2 separate regions of the Homo sapiens genome follow, and region 2 is linked to region 1. A link is an interaction called in ENCODE POLR2A ChIA-PET data of the cell type or tissue named here. Cell type or tissue: Panc1. All regions are shown on one strand. Each heading gives the region's core, and the rest is flanking DNA. Links, peaks and the distances in the headings are about the cores only.

What was found. Peaks named below come from ENCODE experiments on the same cell type or tissue, not always from the same donor. Only the 100,000 strongest peaks of a DNase experiment are listed, where the experiment ranks them.
Region 2: POLR2A ChIA-PET joins it to region 1 with 14 read pairs; 3 of 35 experiments call an interaction of 5 or more read pairs at or near these places.

The regions. Positions count from the first base shown.
Region 1 is chr19:2,297,928-2,303,292 of GRCh38, forward strand. All of the region lies in intron 1 of LINGO3 (leucine rich repeat and Ig domain containing 3), which reads right to left. It overlaps LOC101928572 (a long non-coding RNA gene), which reads left to right and starts at 4,205. Exons shown (of 2, transcript XR_007067088.1): 1 at 4,205-5,353. RefSeq lists a silencer at 4,536-4,625. In Panc1, for the core only: no CTCF peak of the experiment used is centred there; no DNase peak of the experiment used is centred there.
Region 2 is chr19:2,082,062-2,087,426 of GRCh38, forward strand. MOB3A (MOB kinase activator 3A) reads right to left here. Exons shown (of 5, transcript NM_130807.3): 2 at 3,114-3,267. Among named protein-coding and RNA genes, the nearest start is that of MOB3A, 12 kb to the right of the region's middle. RefSeq lists enhancers at 469-538, 1,699-1,768, 3,229-3,328, 3,271-3,996, 4,889-5,128. In Panc1, for the core only: no CTCF peak of the experiment used is centred there; no DNase peak of the experiment used is centred there.

The DNA.
Region 1 (5,365 bases), core at 85-5,084:
TGCTCTGTCGCCCAGTCTGGAATGGCAGGATCTCCTGGGAGGCCTTTGCCTTCCAGCTTCAAGCGATTCTCCTGCCTCAGCCTCCTGAGTAGCTGGGACTACAGGCGCCCGCCACCACATCCAGCTTATTTTTGTATTTTTAGTAGAGATGGGGTTTCATCATGTTAGCCAGGCTGGTCTCAAACTCCTGGGCTCAAGTGATCTGCCTGCCTCAGCCTCCTAAAGTGCTGAGATTATAGGTGTGAGCCACTGGGCCTGGTCCATTTTCTAAATTAGAGGTTTCTTTTTAAGTTGGAATTTATTTATTTATTTATTTATTTAGAGACAGGTTCTTGCTCTGTTGCCCAGGTTGGAGTGCAGTGGTGTGATCTCGGCTCACTGCAGCCTCCACCTCCCCAGCTCAAGCGATCCTCCCACCTCAGCCTCTCAAGTAGCTGGGATTATAGGCAAGTGCCAGCACACCTGGTTAATTTTTTCATTTTTTTGTAGAGATAGGGTCTCACTCTATTGCCCAGGCTGGTCTCGAACTCCTGGGCTGAAGTGATCCACCTGCCTTGGCCTCCGAAGGTGCCGGGAACACAGGCATGAGCCACCGTGCTGGGCCAATAATTTTTTTTTTTTTTTTTTTTTTGACATAGAGTCTTGCTCTGTCATCCAGGCTGGAGTGCAGTGGTGTGATCTCAGCTCACTGCAACCTCTGCCTCCTGGGTTCAAGAGATTCTGCTGTCTCAGCCTCCCGAGTAGCTGGGATTACAAGCACGCACCACCAGGTCTGGCTAATTTTTGTATTTTTAGTAGAGATGGGATTTCACCATGTTGGTCAGGCTGGTCTCGAACTCCTGACCTCGTGATCCGCCCACCTCGGCCTCTCAAAGTGCTGGGATTACAGGCGTGAGCCACCGCACCCGGCCCAAGAAATTTTTTTTAAAGCAGTTCCCATAGAGCACAGATAAGGGCAAAATCAGGAAGTTTCCTGGAGAGATGACAGGTCTGGAATCGCTAGGTCACAGTCACACTGATCCAGTGGCAGAAGTGCCTGCGGGAGGCCTCAATTCGGATGCGCTGTGTGACCTCTGTTGAGAAACCTACCCTCTCTGGACCTCGCCTGTCACGGTATAGGTACAAGAGCCCTCCGGGGCACCCTCCAAGCTCTGGCTCTATAATTACTCCTGGGATGAGAGGACAGCTGATCCCTCGCGCCCAGCAGGGGCCACTCAAGCTGTGACCTAGTTTTACAACCCTGACTCCCCCACTCGACGGCCTGGCCCTGTCATTTCCTCTGCAGGGTGCTGCCGGGGAGGCAGGAGGGGGGATCTGGCAGCTGGACTCAGGCTTCTGACATGTCCCCTAAGGGTCTGGTGTTCCCCAACTTGGGAGGAAGAACTGGTTCCTGGAGAGGGGACATGGGAGACTCGATTCTGTGTACACGGCCTGCATCTGCTCACCATGTGCCCTGAATGCATCCGGTTGTCCTCCCTGGTCTCTTATTTTTTATTTTATTTTATTTTTTTTTTGAGATGGAGTCTCGCTCTGTCGCCCAGGCTGGAGTGCAGTGGTGCGATCTCGGCTCACTGCAAGCTCCACCTCCCATGTTCAAGCAATTCTCCTGCCTCAGCCTGCCGAGTAGCTGGGACTGCAGGCGCCCACCACTATGCCCGGCTAATTTTTTTGTATTTTTAGTAGAGACGGGGTTTCACTGTGTTAGCCAGGATGGTCTCGATCTCCTGACCTGGTGATCCGCCCGCCTCTGCCTCCCAAAGTGCTGGGATTACAGGCGTGAGCCACTGTGCCCTGCCTTTTTTTTTTTTTTTTTTGAGACGGAGTCTTGCTGTGACGCCCAGGCTGGAGTGCAGTGGTGCGATCTCGGCTCACTGCAAGCTTCGCCCCCTGGGTTCATGCCATTCTCCTGCCTCAGCCTACCAAGTAGCTGGGACTACAGGCGCCCGCCACCACGCCCGGCTAATTTTTTGTATTTTTAGCAGAGATGGGGTTTCACCGTGTTAGCCAGGATGGTCTTACTCTCCTGATCTCGTGATCCACCGGCCTCGGCCTCCCAAAGTGCTGGGATTACCGGGGTGAACCACATGCCTGGCCTCTTTTTTTTTTTTTTTTTTTTTTATTGAGTCGGAGTCTCACTCTGTCACCCAGGCTGAGAGTGCAATGGCGCGATCTCTGCTCACCGCAGCCTTCGCCTCCCGGGTTCAAGGGAGTCTCCTGCCTCAGCCTCCTGAGTAGCTGGGATTAAAGGTGCATGCCACCACACCTGGCTCATTTTTGTAGTTTTAGTAGAGACGGGGTTTCACCTTGTTGGCCAGGCTGGTCTCGAACTCCTGACCTCAGGTGATCCACCTGCCTCAGCCTCCCAAGGTGCTAGGATGACAGGTATGAGCCACTGCGCCCGGCCCCAGGCTGATTCTTTAGGGGCCTCTGTCCCCTCCCTTGTCCTCATGCTGTGGTCCTGGGGGAAGGCGACACTTTCAGGGCTCTCTATCTCCATCCTCATCGGTCCCTCGGACCACCCCCCTCCCAGGAAGCTGCCACCCACCTGGGGCATTACCTCCCATCCTCCCAGGATGGGAACACCATCTGCTCACAGATACCTCCTGATGGTGTGTCCCAGCCACCTGAACTGCAGCCCAGGGACCCAGCCCCATCCCTGACCTCTCCCAGGGCGACCCACAGAACCCCAGCGTAACCCCGGCCACGCGGAGCCAACCCCAGCTCCACCCTTCCTCTCCCACAGGCCAGAGTCCTCCCTCGCTCTGGGCCTCCCGCCACTGCCAGGCCTCCGTCCCCCACCCCGAACTCCCCTCCTTCCAGCCGGGCTCCAGTTCGCCCCCAACATTCAACGCGCTCCTCCTGTTCTGGCATTGGTGTCCCCAGCTGCCAAATGGAACTGGAGTAGGGGGAGGATCAGGCCAGCCCCTGCAAACCGCGGTCTCCCCAGGCTCTGTGAACACTGGGGCCTGGTCGTTCTCTGGGGTGGGGCCGTCCTGGGCACTGCAGGGTGCTGAGAAGCGTCCCTGGCCTCCACCCACTCCATGCCAGGGACACCACAGATGTCCCCAGACTTTACCAAATGTCCCCTGGGAGCAGAATCACCCTGGTTCAGACCCTCTGGGTTAGGGGATTCCACAGACCCCCAAGAGACTCTGCATCCCACAATCCTCAGCCCTGCTGAGGTCCCAGGAGGCTGTGCACGTTGAAATCCACGCCCTGAGTGGGAGGGAGAGAGGAGGTGAATCCCAGGAGCTGGGGACCCCTGGTTTACACCGTCTGCCGGGTCAGGAGTTGATCCTGGTGTCTGGTGTGAGCAGGGGACAGATTTAGTGTTTTTTTTTTTAATTTAAATAATTAATGCAGGTCTCTCTTTCTTGGCCCCATGGACATCTTATGTGGATGACTCTCTGTCTTGGGCACTGCCGGGTGCTGAGAAGCGTCCCTGGCCTCTACCCACTCCAAGCCAGGAGCACCCCCTTCCCAGTCGTGACAGGCACAAATGTCCCTGGACACGGCCCAGAGTCCCCGGCGGGGCAGAACCTCCCTGAGTGGGTCCTTGCTGTAGAGGACGCTGGCACACAGTGCGCCTCCAGTTCATGCCCCAGGAGGAGCCAGGGTGATTCAGCCTGTTTTACACGGGGAGGCGGAGACCCAGAGACGGACGGCGACGTGCTCAGGGCCACACAGCAGAGAGGAAGCAGGTACAAGACGCGACCCCGGGGCTGGGTGCGGTGGCTCACGCGTCATCCCAGCACTTTGGGAGGCCGAGGAGGGCGGATCACAAGTTCAAGAGATGGAGACCATCCTGGTTAACATGGTGAAACCCCGTCTCTACTAAAAAATACAAAAAATTAGCCGGGCATGGTGGCGGGCACCTGTAGTCCCAGCTACTTGGGAGGCTGAGGCAGGAGAATGGCGTGAACCCGGAAGGTGGAGGTTGCAGTGAGCTGAGATCGCGCCACTGCACTCCAGCCTGGGCGACAGAGCGAGACTCCATCTCAAAAAAAAAAAAAAAAAAAAGAGGAAAAGAAAAGAAAATGTACCAGTTGCCCTTCGATGAACTGGAAACACAACAGAGAACAGAGGCCAGAAAGTCCCTGTTCTTTTATTTTTATTTATTTATTTGTGGGTAGTTTTTTTTTTTTTTTTTTTTTGAGACAGTCTCACTCTGTCATCCAGGCTGGAGTGCAATGGTTCAATCTAGGCTCACTGCAACCTCTGCCTCCCGGGTTAAAGCGATTCTCCTGCCTCAGTCTCCTGAGTAGCTGGGATTACAGACATGCGCCACTACGCCCAGCTAATTTTTGGATTTTTAGTAGAGACAGGGTTTTGCCATGTGCCCAGGATGGTCTCGAACTCCTGACCTCAGGTGATCAGCCCGCCCCAGCCTCCCAAAGTGCTGGGATGACAGGCCCTGAGCCACAATGCCCGGCCCCCTGTCCTTAAGGAGCTTACATTCTGGTGCGGGTGACACCGTGAAATCAGTGTACGGGACATCAGCTGGTAATAAACGTCACGGAGGTCAGAACAGCTGTGTCCTCGGGTGACGTCACCTCCTCGGCTCTGCGCCCCGCCGTCCACAGGCGCGAAGCCGGAGCTGGGGTTGGCGACCGAGAACCTTCCTGCCTCCCCTCCCCAGCAAGGGGCACGTCCCACCAGGCCCGGACTGCCCGTCTGCCCCTGCAGGGCCCCTCGCTCTGGTGGCGGGCTCGGTGAGCTCTGCTGCCCGGTCTCGGGAGTCTGGGGGAGCGCGGCGTCGACCCCTGTGGAGGGAGGACTCGTGTTTCAAGGACAGAGCCTCATTACCATGCACGACCAGCCGCAGCTGAGGCCGCAGAGGCCTTTGGCAGGGGGGCCGGGCCGGCGGCAGGGACGGCGTTGGCGGTGGTGGACGGGAGTGGGGGTCTGTCCTGAACAGGTGGGGGTGGTCCCTGTGCTGGCCCCCGCCATGCGATCGCACCCCAGGACTCTCCTCCTCTTCCTAAGCCCCAGCATGTGCCTGGTGCCGCGCGGGTGCTGGAGGCACAGCGGCTTCCACGCAGACGCCCGCAGCACCACAGCCTGTGCACGGCGCATCCACGCCCTGTTACAAATGTTCCATTCAACGCCTTCTAGCACATTCACAGATCGTCCGCCCGCACCTCTAGTTCCAGAACATTCCATCACCCCCAAAAGGAAGCCCCGTCCCCTTCAGCAGTCACTCCCAGCCCCTCCCCAGCCCGGACCCCCACCCATCTGCTTCCTGTCTCTGCGAATTGGCCCGTCTGGACATCTCGCATCAATGCAATCGGACTGGCTGTGGCCCCCAGGGACTGGCGTCTTTCCCCCAGCGTCAAGGTGGGGGCACAAACAGGTGAGAATCGTG
Region 2 (5,365 bases), core at 320-5,319, 220 kb before region 1:
CGCTGCAGTGACCAGAAAGGCCTGAACTTCCCCAGCCCATCCTGGGGCCCTTAGCCACCATCGTCACTTCCTGCCACCAGGGTTAACACCCAACTAGGAACTTGAACTTTTCATCTGCCTGGGACAAAAACCCTGTCTCCACTTTACAGATGAGAAAACCAGGGCCCAGAAAACCAGGCCTCTAACCCCTGGCTCTGTGGACATCGGGGTTGGATCGTTCTCTGGGGTGGGGCCGTCAGGGGCACTGCAAGGTGCTGAGCGGCATCCCTGGCCGCCGCCCCTCCCTGCCAGGAGCTCCCCCAAGTTATGACAACCACAGATGTGCCCAGACATCACCCAGTGTCCCTTTGGGTTAAGATTAGATCGCCCTGGGTGAGATCGTGGCTCAGATGATTATGACTGATTCTACAGCAGTGTCTCACGCCACAGAGCTAGTGGGTGGATCGGCTGGGGCTCGAACCCTGGACTCTGTGGGTGGATCGGCCGGGTCTCGAACCCTGGACTCTGTGGGTGAAGCCACCGCTCTTTCTGCCCCACAACTCCCTAAATTCAGCAACTCTCAGGGATGCAGGCAGCCGTCTGATCACAAGCCTAGTGACACACGCTTCCCGGGCCAGCGCTGCTCCACCACGGGGCCCCTCCACTGCCTAGCAGAGCCACGTGGATGCTCCAAGTCCAGGGACTGCTGACCCATCTTGGTTTTGCTCGGCGGGGCACAACCCCAGGGTCACCACACAGGTCCCCCCGCTTGCTTCTCTTCCATTTTTAGAGACAGGTTCTCGCTCTGCTGCTCAGGCTAGAGTGCAGTGGCAGGATCATGGCTCACACTTCAGCCTCGACCTCCTAGCTCAAGGGATCCTCCTGCCTCAGCCTCCTGAGTAGCTGGGACCACGGGCACTCACTGCCATAATTTTTTATAATTTTTTCACCACCAGTTAATTTTTTGTTGTTGTTGTTGTATTTTTTGTAGAGACGGGAGCTCACTATGTTGCCTAGGCTGGTCTTGAACTCCTGGACTCAAGCGATCCATCCGCCTTAGCCTCTCAAGGGGCTGAGATCACTGGCGTGAGCCACTGTGCCTGGCCACCCCTGCCTGCTTCCCAAGGAAGGAGTAATCCCGCAGCCCAGCCTCAGACCCTCCCTGGGAAGCCCCTGATTCAAAGAGGCCACCTCTGTGCTTATGGTATCCCCCGGGGCCGGGGAGCCCGGGACGCATCCACGCTGTGGCTGAGCAGGTGGGAGCTGTTGGGGGGGACCTGAGGCCCTTCGCCAGTGACAGCTCAGCACCCCAGAGCCCTGCACCTGCCCCAGTGATGAGCTCTGCAAGCCACACCTGCCCTCAGGCCACACCACCTGCAGCACAAGATCAATAAATCCCCTCAGGAGAAGGGAAAATGCCGGCCACCTCCAGGCCATGGTCCGCCTGGCACTGAGCGAGATGCTCCTCCACGCTGGGAATCAATCACCTCAGTCCCCACATGCCTGTCTAGATGGGGCGAGTGCAGGCCCCACTTTACCAAAGAGGAAACCGTGCAGGCGAGCAGATCCCCATCCACCCAGCCAGGCCCACTCACCTCCCTCCTCCCCGTTTCCGCTTCACATCTGGGCCGACTCACAGCCAACTTTCCAACTCCAACAGAAATCACAGCACAGAGCAAAACCCAACCTGCCACAGCCTGGTGCTGCCGTTTGTTGATTTCAGGGCCTCCCATGCCAATTTGGGGGCTTAGCTTCCAACCGTGCCACCTGGTTGGGCAGGCGGGGCCTTCCAGCAGTGGTATTGCAGCCCTGGGCTGACTGCAGCCATGGGAGGAGACCCCCTACCTGGGCTGAGCCTCAGGGAGAAAGCGGCTGTTCCCACAGGCCCCCGCTTGTCTTTTTAAAACTTTTTGTAGAGATAGGGTCTCACTACATTGCCCAGGCTGGTCTTGAACTCCTGGTCTCAAGTGATCCTCCTACGTCAGCTTCCCAAAGTGCTGGGATTACAGGCGTGAGCCACCGTGCCTGGCTGAGGCTTATCTTTGTCTATATCCTTTTAAGCTTGTCTACCAGACTCACACCAAGACAGTTCCAGAAAACAAGACAGGGCAGCCCGAGGAGCTTGTAAACTTCCTCTTGGCATGTCTGTCTCCTTTCAGAAGGTGAGGGGTGCCAGGCGAGGTGGCTCATGCCTGTAATCCCTGCACTTTGGGAGGCCGAGGTGGGTGGATCACTTGAGGTCAGGAGTTCGAGACCAGCCTGGCCAACATGGTGAAACCCTATCTCCACTAAAAATACAAAAAACTAGCCGGGTGTGGTGGCATGTGCCTATAATCCCAGCTACTCAGGAGGCTGAGGCAGGAGAATCGCTTGAACCCAGGGAGGCGGAGGCTACAGTGAGCTGAGATCACGCCACTGCACTCCAGCCCTGGTGACAGAGTGAGACTCCGTCACAAAAAGAAAAAGGTGCAGGATTTTCAGTGGAAGTTAACATCTTCTGAAGAACCTTGTGGACTGGCAGAGTTCCCGTCACAGCAGACGGTTTTTTTTTTCCTTTTTATTTTTTTTGAGACAGGATCTTACTCTGTCGCCCAGGCTGGAGTGCAGTGGCATGATCTTGGCTCACTGCAAACTCTGCCTCCCAGGTTCAAGCAATTCTCCTGTCTCAGCCTCCTGAGTAGCTGGGACTACAGGCGCCCGCCACCACACCCAGCTAATTTTTGTACTTTTAGTAGAGATGGCGTTTCACCATGCTGGCCAGGCTGGTCTCAAACTCTTTACCTCGTGATCTGCCCGCTTTGCCCTCCCAAAGTGCTGGGATTACAGGCGTGAGCCACCGTGCCCGGCCTAGTTTTTTTTTTATTTAGAGACAGGGGTTTCACCATGTTGCCTAGGCTGCTCTCCAATTCCTGGCCTCACGCAATCCTCCCACCTCAGCCTCCCAAAGTGCTGGGATTACAGACGTGAGCCACCATGTCCGGCCCGAGCAAAGCGTTTTCTATCAGGAACAAACACAGGCTCCTTGGCGGAGGGGTGATTGGCCACAGAAAGGGGTCTTTTCCAAAGAAAGGCCGGGGTGGCCTCGGGACCCTGACTCCCGCCCTCGTTGTCCCCTGAGGCCGGGGGCAGGTTACCGTGTCTGGGGCTCCCTCCGCTCTGCTCTTCTCGGATTCCTCCAGGAACAGTGGAGAAGACAAGGCAGGAATCAGCTCTCAGAATTCCACACCAAGGCCTTCTGGGCTCCCCCGGTCTTCCCACGGACGAGACACAAGTGACCCTTGGAAACTTCTAGAGAAATGAAAGGTGAAATGACAAATTCCCCTGCTGCAACACTTTTTTTTTTTTTTTTTTTGAACAACACAGTTTCTCTAAGCAACCAACTGGTATGACCCCTCCCCCACCGAGGTGTAGCAGCTCACGGACCACAGTCACCCACTTCCTTCCGGAGGTTTCCACATCCTGCCACTGCCTCGGGGACCGCTGCCCCAGAGCACGGGAGGCGCCTGAGAGACAAGCCCTGAGTGGAGAAGTCAGTTCCATATGTTCTAGGTCAGTGCACAACACTGGCTCCCGGCCTGGCAGCCCAGCCCTCATACTTGGCTGGAAGATGCTCCCAGCCCAGAATCTGTCCTGCTAAAAAAGGCGCTGGGCGCGGTGGCTCACGCCTGTAATCCCAGCACTCTGGGAGGCCGAGGTGGGCGGATCACAAGATCAGGAGATCAAGACCATCCTGGCTAACTCGGTGAAACTCGTCTCTACTAAAAATACAAAAAAATAGCCGGGCGTAGTGGTGGGCACCTGTAGTCCCAGCTACTTGGGAGGCTGAGGCAGGAGAATGGCCTGAACCCGGGAGGCAGAGCTTGCAGTGAGCGGAGATTGTGCCACTGCACTCCAGCCTGGGCGACAGAGCAAGACTCTGTCTCAAAAAAAAAAAAAAAAAAAAAAAGGCAGCATCCCGGAGCCACCTTCCAAAATCTGAGTATTTATTTATTTTTACTTTCATTTATTTATTTTTTTGAGACGGAGTTTTGCTCTTGTTGCCCAGGCTGGAGTGCAGTGGTACGATCTCAGCTCACTACAACCTCTGTCTCCCAGGTTCAAGCGATTCTCCTGCCTCAGCCTCCCAAGTAACAGGGACTACAGGTGCCCGCTACAACGCCCGACTAATTTTGTATTTTTAGTAGAGGTGGGGTTTCGCCATGTTGGCCAGGCTGGTCTCGAACTCCTGACCTCAAGTGATCTGCCCACCTCGGCCTCCCAAAGTGCTGGGATTACAGGCGTGAACCATAACGCCCAGCCTCTGAGTGTTTATTTTTACTTTTTTATTTTTATTTTTTTGAGGTGAAGTGTTGCTCTGTCACCCAGGCTGGAGTGCAGTGGCGTGATCTCGGCTCACTGCAACCTCTGCCTCCTGGGTTCAAGCGATTCTCCTGGTCAGCCTCCTGTATAGCTGGGATTACAGACACACGCCACCATGCCTGCCTAATTTTTGTATTTTTAGGAGAAACTGTTCCACCATGTTGGCCAGGCTGGTCTCAAACTCCTGACCTCAGGTGATCTGCCCACCTCGGCCTCCCAAAGTGCTGGGATTACAGGCGTGAGCCAGCATGCCTGGCCTGAGGGTTTACTTTTAAACGTTACAACTGCTCCTGGTGCTGGTAGGCCACCCTCACTCCTGCTGGAGGATGGCTGCGTCTTCCCTGATCACCCAGGCGTGCATCCTGTCACTGTTTTGTGCTTTTGTCTGGTTTACATTTTTGTTTTTTTTAGAGACAGGGTCTTGCTCTGTTGCCCAGGCTGGAGTGCAGTAGTGCAATCACAGCTCACTGCAGCCTTGACCTCCCGGGCTCAAGTGATCCTCCCACCTCAGCCTCTTGAGTAGCTGGGACTACAGGCACACAACACCACACCTGTATAATTTTTGTATTTTTGTAGAGATGGGGTCTTGCTATGTTGTCCAGGCTGGTCTTGAGCTTCTGGAGTCAAGCGATCTTCCCACCTCAGCCACCCAAAGTGCAGGGATTACAGGTGTGAGCCACTGTGCCTACTGCATCTCTGACTTCTCTCGTGGGAAAGCAGACAGGCAGGAAGCAAGGCCTGCCCAGGCCCCTCTGGGCCAGGTGCTATCGAGGGCTTAGCATACTGTCCTAATTCTCCTGATAGTCTTTTCTTCTGTTTTTAGATTGACATATGACTCACATCCCACACGTTTTAACCTTTTCAGTTACAGTTCAGGAGTACAGTTACGTGACTCCTGGCACGTTTGGCGTTGCGCAAACACCACCTTTATCTAATTCCAGAACACTTTCCTCACCCCTAAAAGAAGCCCTGGCCAGCTGCAGTGGCTCACGCCTGTAATCCTGGCACTTTGGGAGGCCAAGGCAGG